Regions from separate parts of the Homo sapiens genome. Here region 1 is linked to region 2. The links are chromatin contacts, found by Hi-C or POLR2A ChIA-PET in ENCODE. All regions are on one chromosome and are shown on one strand. Each heading gives the region's core, a stretch centred on a gene start or an enhancer-like site at or near the end of the contact. The rest is flanking DNA. Distances are from core to core; before and after follow the strand shown.

Region 1 (3,253 bases), core at 105-2,604, 390 kb before region 2:
CATCTCCTTTGGGCAGAATGATCAAACAAACACACAAACAGATTTCTCACCTTGAAAACCAGAACTCTTACAAGCAATGCAAAGGGACTTTTTTCAAATACAGATGGTCTCCGACTTCGGATGGTTCGACTTCAGGTTTAACGATGTGTTTACTGGGATGCGACCCCACCGTAAGCCGGGGAGCACCTATACTTGAAAGGCTGTCACATGTACACTATTAATGGGCCTAACAAAAGCCAGACCAGTGGTACATGTTGGAGACAATGCCTACTAAATACACAGAGAAGCTTTCTAACAAATGAAGTTGCAATGAATGAAAGGAGCTCTTGATAAGCCCAGCCAAGTTCCACTGGAGGTACGAGCTGGGGTGGCGCAGGGAGCAAGGCCCTGGATCGGTCACCTCTGAGGTCTCCTCTCATCACCTGAGTGTAGGGCTCTATTTCCCCCAAGCGTGGCCACAACAATTTCTGAGTTGCTTATAGGCACCTCAACTTCACTCATTCTTGAATGACAGTCTATCAAACGCCCAGATAGGAGCTGTTTAGCCATTCCCTTGAGAAGAAAAATGAAAACTATTCTAGTCACACGAGTAAAGAGGGGGTGGATAAAGAGGGCGTGGATATTTAGGTGACTTATTTGAGGTGCAACGCTGGAGCAAACATTCATTTAGGAGACACGTCCCTCTCACAAAAACAAAACAAAGGCCCGAAGCTCAGGCAAGTTCTCCTTCCTCCAACTAACAAAGATCTCTTTCCATGCGTGAATTGAAGTCCCAGTGCTCTGCTCCAATTCTTACTATCTCCAAGGCACGGGGCGGGGGGGCGCAATTATTTTTTTAAAAAATCCTGTCATCTTCTGAAAGGGTCCAAGGCAGACTTTGTTCTAAACCTTAGCTCTTGGCTTGCCTTGGAACTGCAAACGTTTCCCACTTGGGAAGTCAAAGACAAGCTGCAGGTCTGGACTAACCAGACCCAAGAGTGTGAGTGAGCAACGGGCACCGGGAGAGACCGACGGGAAACCGCGAGCGCTCGGAGAGAGAAACGCGGGACGCCCTGGAGGCCGCTGGGGGGAGGTGAGGGTGCCCGAGGTGGGGAGGAGCGACGCCCCCAGAGGAGAGCTCCGGGCGCAGGGGTGCCGGGGGTGGGGAAGGAGGAGGGAAGGGGCCGAGGGGACACACCACCCGCTCGCCGCAGGCCGGACCGAGGGGCGGCGGCGGCGGCGGCGGCTCTACCTCCAGGCTCGGCCGGCCGACGGGTTCGGACCGCCTGGGCTGCCACCTGCAGCTCCTCGGGCGCGTCCCTCGTGTGTCCGCGGCCGAGCAGCGCCGCTCCAACCTCGGCCGCCGTAAACATCCGCCGCCGCCGCCGCCGCCGCCGCCTCTGCGCCTGCGCACAACGGCCTGACTGCGCATGCGCCGCGGGCCTGGCACTTAAAGGGGTGATGGCGGCGCAGGGCGGGCCCCACTCCCCTGGGCTGCCTGCGTCCGCCCGCCCCGCTGAGAGCTCGCTGAGCCCTAGGCCGGGTCCGAGTCTCGCGGGCGCGCCGTCCGCGCAGTGCTCAGCCAGGACGGACCCCGCACGGGCTGCCTCAGAAGCCCTCCCTAAGGGTCACCTGAGACGCCTTTGCTGACCCACGGCTGGGGGCGTTCCGCATCTCCAGGGTGCCCTGCGGCTGCTGACTCGGGGCCGGCGCTGCCCTCGGGCGGCCTCCCAGCACCAAGCACAGCCGCCCTGGGACCCCCGCCCTGCCACGCGGACGGCCACCCGGCCCTGGGGCCCTCCTACCCAGCCGGCTTTGTGAAATCAGCTGTGAAAGGAAGATATCCTGGGCCCCCAAGATCACTAAGGAAAACTCCAGCAGGAAACTGCTTAGGGCAGGCCTGCTTCCCATTCCATTCAAAGTCACTCCTCTGCTCACTTAGATAGATACATATCTGATTTGCCTCCTTTGAAAAGGCAAATGAGAAACTCAAAAGAATTTAACCGTTGGTGTCTCACCTATCTGTGGCCTGGACGCTCCCTCCCCGCTTGGAGTCTTCCTGCCTTTGCTTCAAGTTGTCCCGTCTTTCCAGACCGAACCGATGTGCTTCTTACATGTATCGATGGATGTATCCTGTCTCCCTAAATGTATAAAACCAAGCTGTGCCCCGACCACCTTGGGCACATGTCAGGACTTCCTGAGGCTGTGTCACGGGCGCGTCCTCACCCTTGGCAAAATAAACTTTGTAAATTAACTGAGACCTGTCTCCCATTTTCTGGGTTCACACAGCCCATTGCCCAAACTTCGCGTGGGGCTTTGCAGATAGGCTGTAGCTGCAGAACCCTTTCTTCAAGCACAGCCATGCAAGCCGCCTCATATGTGCAAGTGCCAGCGTCGCTGGGGCGGACGAGTGGGCCTGGGTCTCCGGTTCCCGCCTCCCTCCTAACTCGGCATTCCTCCCCAGACCCTGGAGCTCCACTTAGGAGCAGAGTTTGAAAACCAAAGGCCGGTGCCTTCACCACGTTATGTGGTCCCAGGGAGACCTCACTTCTCTTGTTGATCCATGGTCCTGGATCCACGGACCTGAGGTGGCCCACCACCTCATGACCTTCATGGGGCTCTCAGTGTCCTTCCACCTGAGAGCTTGTGGTTATTTGTGACTGTTTCAAATTACAGAAGCCCTGGAGTCATCCTTGACTCTCTTCCTACTGCCAGGGGACACGTCCTCCATACATCCCTCCTTGCCCTGTCCCAGCTCCCCTCACCTCTCCCCACCCCTCCCACCATTCCCCTGGGCTCTGGCGAGTGGTCCTCCTAAAACAGGTGATCACATCACTGCTGTCTTCAGACACTCCCTTTGTTCCTGGACCCAACTGAGGGTCGGGCTACTACTTCTCCTGGCCCAATAACAAGATGCAAATGAGCTGGAGAGTAAGAGAGGTTTTATTTCTGTAACCGGTTACAAGGAGAAGGCCTGGAAATTATCACCATACCAACTCAAAATTACAAAGTTTTCCAAAGCTCGTATACCTTCTAAGCTGTATGTCTACATGTAAGTGTGCATTCATCTACAGACATAAGTGATTAACTTCTTTTAATCTATGACTAAGGTTGAGTCCTGAAGACCCTCTTCTGGAGCCTCAGTAAGTTTACTTAATCTAAATGGGTCTAGGTGCTGGGGTGATTACCCTTATCTTGTCTCCTGCTAAATCATAATGATATGGGGAATTCCTTTAGACCCCCATAAACTTGTTTGTGGAGGCCTGGGGAGTTT
Region 2 (3,401 bases), core at 873-3,372:
ATCACCTGAGGTCAGAAGTTCGAGACCAGCTTGACCAACATGGAGAAACCTCCATCTCTACTAAAAATACAAAATTAGCCGGGCATGGTGGCGCACGCCTGTAATGCCAGCTACACGGGAGGCTGAGGCAGGAGAATCGCTTGAACCCAGAAGGCAGAGGTTGCGGGAAGCCATGATCGCGCCATTGTACTGCAGCGTGGGCAACAAGAGCGAAAATCCGTCTCAAAAAAAAAAAAAAAAGTAGAAAGACCAATTAACCTGGCATGGTGCGCCTGTAGTCTTATAGTCCCAGCTACCTGGGAGGCTGACGCAGGAAGATCGCTTGAGCCCAGGAGTTGAAGATTGCAGTAAGCTATGATTGCACCACTGCACTCCAGCCTGGGAGACAGAGGGAGACGCTGTCCCCAAAAAAAAAATTAAAAAAAAAAAAAAAAAAGGCCAGGCGCGGTGGCTCACGCCTGTAATCCCAGCACTTTGGGAGGCCGAGGTAAGCAGATCACGAGGTCAGGGTATCAAGACCGTCATGGCTAACAGTGAAACCCCGTCTCTACTAAAGATACAAAAAATTAGCCGGGCATGATGGCGGGCGCCTGTAGTCCCAGCTAGTTGGGAGGCTGAAGCAGGAGAATGGCAGTGAACCCGGGAGGCGGAGCTTGCAGTGAGCCGAGATCTAGCCACTGCGCTCCAGCCTGGGCGACAGAGTGAGACTCCATCTCAAAAAAACAAAAACAAACAAACAAAAAACACCCTCCAGAATAATGCAGCACCTAGGAATTATAAAGCTTAATATGTAGCCGGGCACAGTGGCTCACGCCTGTAATCCCAGCACTTTGGGAGGCTGAGGCGGGCGGATCACAAGGTCAAGAGATCGAGACCATCCTGGGCAACATGGTGAAACCCTGCCTCTACTAAAAATACAAAAATTAGCTGGGCCTGGTGGCGCGTGCCTGTAGTCCCAGCTACTCAGGAGGCTGAGGCAGCAGAATCGCTTGAACCCGGGAGGTCGAGGTTGCAATGAGCTGAGATCGCGCCACTGCACTCCAGCCTGGCGTCAGAGCAAGACTCCGTCTCAAAAAAATAAAGAAAGAAAGAAAGAAAGAAAGAAATTTAGCATCCCTCTCTAGAGCCCCAAAATGCAAGGCAGACTTTTATCATCTTCTCAAGATTTTAATCTCCTGGGCTCGCTCCACGCCCCTCAGTGGCCATCTCATACTGCTCTGGGGAGACTGTTCTGGAAACAGGCCTGGTATGCTGGGTGTGCCCCTGACTCACTCCACCCCCTCTCCATGAGGCAACCCCTAAGCAGGCTGAGCTCCGAGCAGAGTTGCTGCCCAAGGGGAGCTCTGCTGAACGCGAAGACCCCTTCTCTGCTCGGGAGCCGCCCTCAACACCTCGGACTGGGTCCAGGGCCAGACAGCGTGAACCCGAGGGCCCCGCGCAGGGACCGGGGGGTGGCAGAGCAAGCAAGAGCAGGGCACGGGGTGGGCGGCATAAGCGAGACCTGCTGGGAGCGACAGAACCCAAACTACGGGAGCAACGGCGGGCGCCAGGGAACCACACCTCGGAACGGTCCCAGGGGAGACCAGGAGGGCGGCTGGAGAGAGCCCAGGAAGCGGTCTGGGCCGCGGGCAAAAAACACACCACGACCATCATAAGCTTCGAGGTCAGTGGCCCCGGGAGCTGAAGAGGGGCCGCGGGGTGGGTGAACCGAGACCGAGAGGACAGAGAGTCGCAGACGCGACCCCGGGAGACGGAGAACAACGGGCAGCCTGGGCCCATCTGCGGCGAAGGGGCCGGGCCCGGCAGGTACCTTGGCCGGCGGAGTCCATGTTCGGGCGGCGTCCGGACCGCTGTCGCGGGCGCTATGGGAGCCGAGCGGGCGGCGCCGGGAGAAGCTCGCCGCGTACACACTAGCCAGCGGAACTGCCTCAGCTCCGCGGCGTTTCGTAATCCGCGATGCGACGGCTACTTCCGCCCGGGCACGTGCTCCGCCTTCTTCCCGCCCCCACCAGTGATATCCAATGAGAGTGCCGCTTGGCCCGTCCTGGTTTACCCGACTCAACCTGATAGGCCGAAACTGCGGGCGAACCAGGAAAGGGAGGCGTGGTTCGGCGGGAATCCATTCCAGGTTGACTCCACCAGCGAGAATCACAGGTAGAACGGTCAGAGTAGCGGGAGGACTGGGAAGGTGGGAAGTGGGAGGACCGTCCAACATGGCGCTGTGGAAAGCCAGCGCAGGGCCCCAGGGGATCTTCCGGGGCGGATGCAGCTGCCTAGGAGTGCTGGGGCTCGCGCGCCTCGGCGGCTCAAACTCTGACCCCTTGAGATCCTTTCCAGCCCGACCCCTTACTTTAGGGGTCAGCCTGCCCCCGTAAGTCCTGTTATTTATTGTATTTATATTCTTTTTTTAGTTGGTCCTTTTTTGTTTGTTTTTGAGACGGAGTTTCACTCTTGTTGCCCAGGCTGGAGTGCCATGGCGCGATCTCAGCTCACTCCAATCTCTGCCCTCCGGGTTCAAGCGATTCTCCAGCCTCAGCCTCCCGAGTAGCTGGAATTACAGGCGCGCGCCAACACGTCCGGCTAATTTTCGTATTTGTAGTAGAGACGGGGGTTTCGCCACCTTGGCCAGGCTGGTCTAGAACTCCTGACCTTAGGTGATCCACCCGCCTCGGCCTCCTAAAGTGCTGGGATTACAGGCGTGAGCCACCGCCCCTCACGCCTGGCTAGTTTGTCCTTTTCATGGGGACTTTTTATTGTACGCGGGTTACTCTGAAAAAGATCGCGATTCGTCCCCTCGCCCTGCAGGCGCCGCTGCCGCCTCGCCTCGGGCGTGGACCCTGCGGCTCGGGCCTGCGCGTGTGCACCCCGAGGTTGTCTCACTTCCTGTTCAGGGCGACCAGCGCTGCGCCCTCCCCACTCCACAGATGAGGAAGCTGAGGTTAAAGTCACTTGCCCCAGGTCACTCCGCAAGTTGAAGCGCAACCAGGATACTCTGGAACAGGATGCCTGACTTCAGAGGAGAGGCGCGTAACCACCAGGCAACTGGCCCCACGAAAACAAGTCCCGCAACTTCCCTTCTTTGGCTCCTACTTGCTCCCGGAAGAAAAGCCTTAAACGGTATTCAAGCCCTTTAGGATCTGATGTCCTAGGACTCCACTCTGGGCTTCCAGCCTGGGGTGGTACTGGTCCCTAGGCATGGAAGCTCCTCCCACTGCCCCTTCCTTCACCCGGCCACCTCCTCCCACAGGTGTCTTCCTGGTACTCTTGCACAGGCCCGAGTCCCTTACCACCACGGCCTTAGCCTGCTCTCGTGCTCTCAGTAATGTTTTCTCCATTTGCTGCCTTTCATTCTTTCCAGAGATTCTTGCTCAACCCAACCAGGCCAGCCCGGGGACTAGGGA

What was found. A loop is a pair of places that touch in the nucleus more often than their neighbours do. ChIA-PET counts read pairs that join two places held with the same protein, here RNA polymerase II (POLR2A). Pooled maps may share reads with other maps.
Region 1: a pooled map shows a loop between it and region 2 (7-fold over the local background). The contact joins the promoter of PCMTD2 here to the promoter of ABHD16B-AS1 in region 2. A Hi-C loop is called at or near these places in 5 of 50 pooled maps. POLR2A ChIA-PET finds 5 or more read pairs at or near these places in 2 of 52 experiments (CD8-positive, alpha-beta T cell and common myeloid progenitor, CD34-positive).

What each region holds. Positions count from the first base shown.
Region 1 is chr20:64,253,849-64,257,101 of GRCh38, reverse strand. PCMTD2 (protein-L-isoaspartate (D-aspartate) O-methyltransferase domain containing 2) reads right to left here and starts at 1,354. Exons shown (of 6, transcript NM_018257.3): 1 at 1,232-1,354.
Region 2 is chr20:63,863,794-63,867,194 of GRCh38, reverse strand. It overlaps ABHD16B-AS1 (ABHD16B antisense RNA 1), which reads left to right and starts at 2,122. Exons shown (of 2, transcript NR_165314.1): 1 at 2,122-2,371; 2 at 2,925-3,401. It overlaps TPD52L2 (TPD52 like 2), which reads right to left and starts at 1,925. Exons shown (of 7, transcript NM_003288.4): 1 at 1,811-1,925. The coding sequence starts at 1,829. RefSeq lists enhancers at 474-1,193, 1,915-2,635, 1,675-2,874, 2,968-3,197 and a silencer at 2,458-2,507.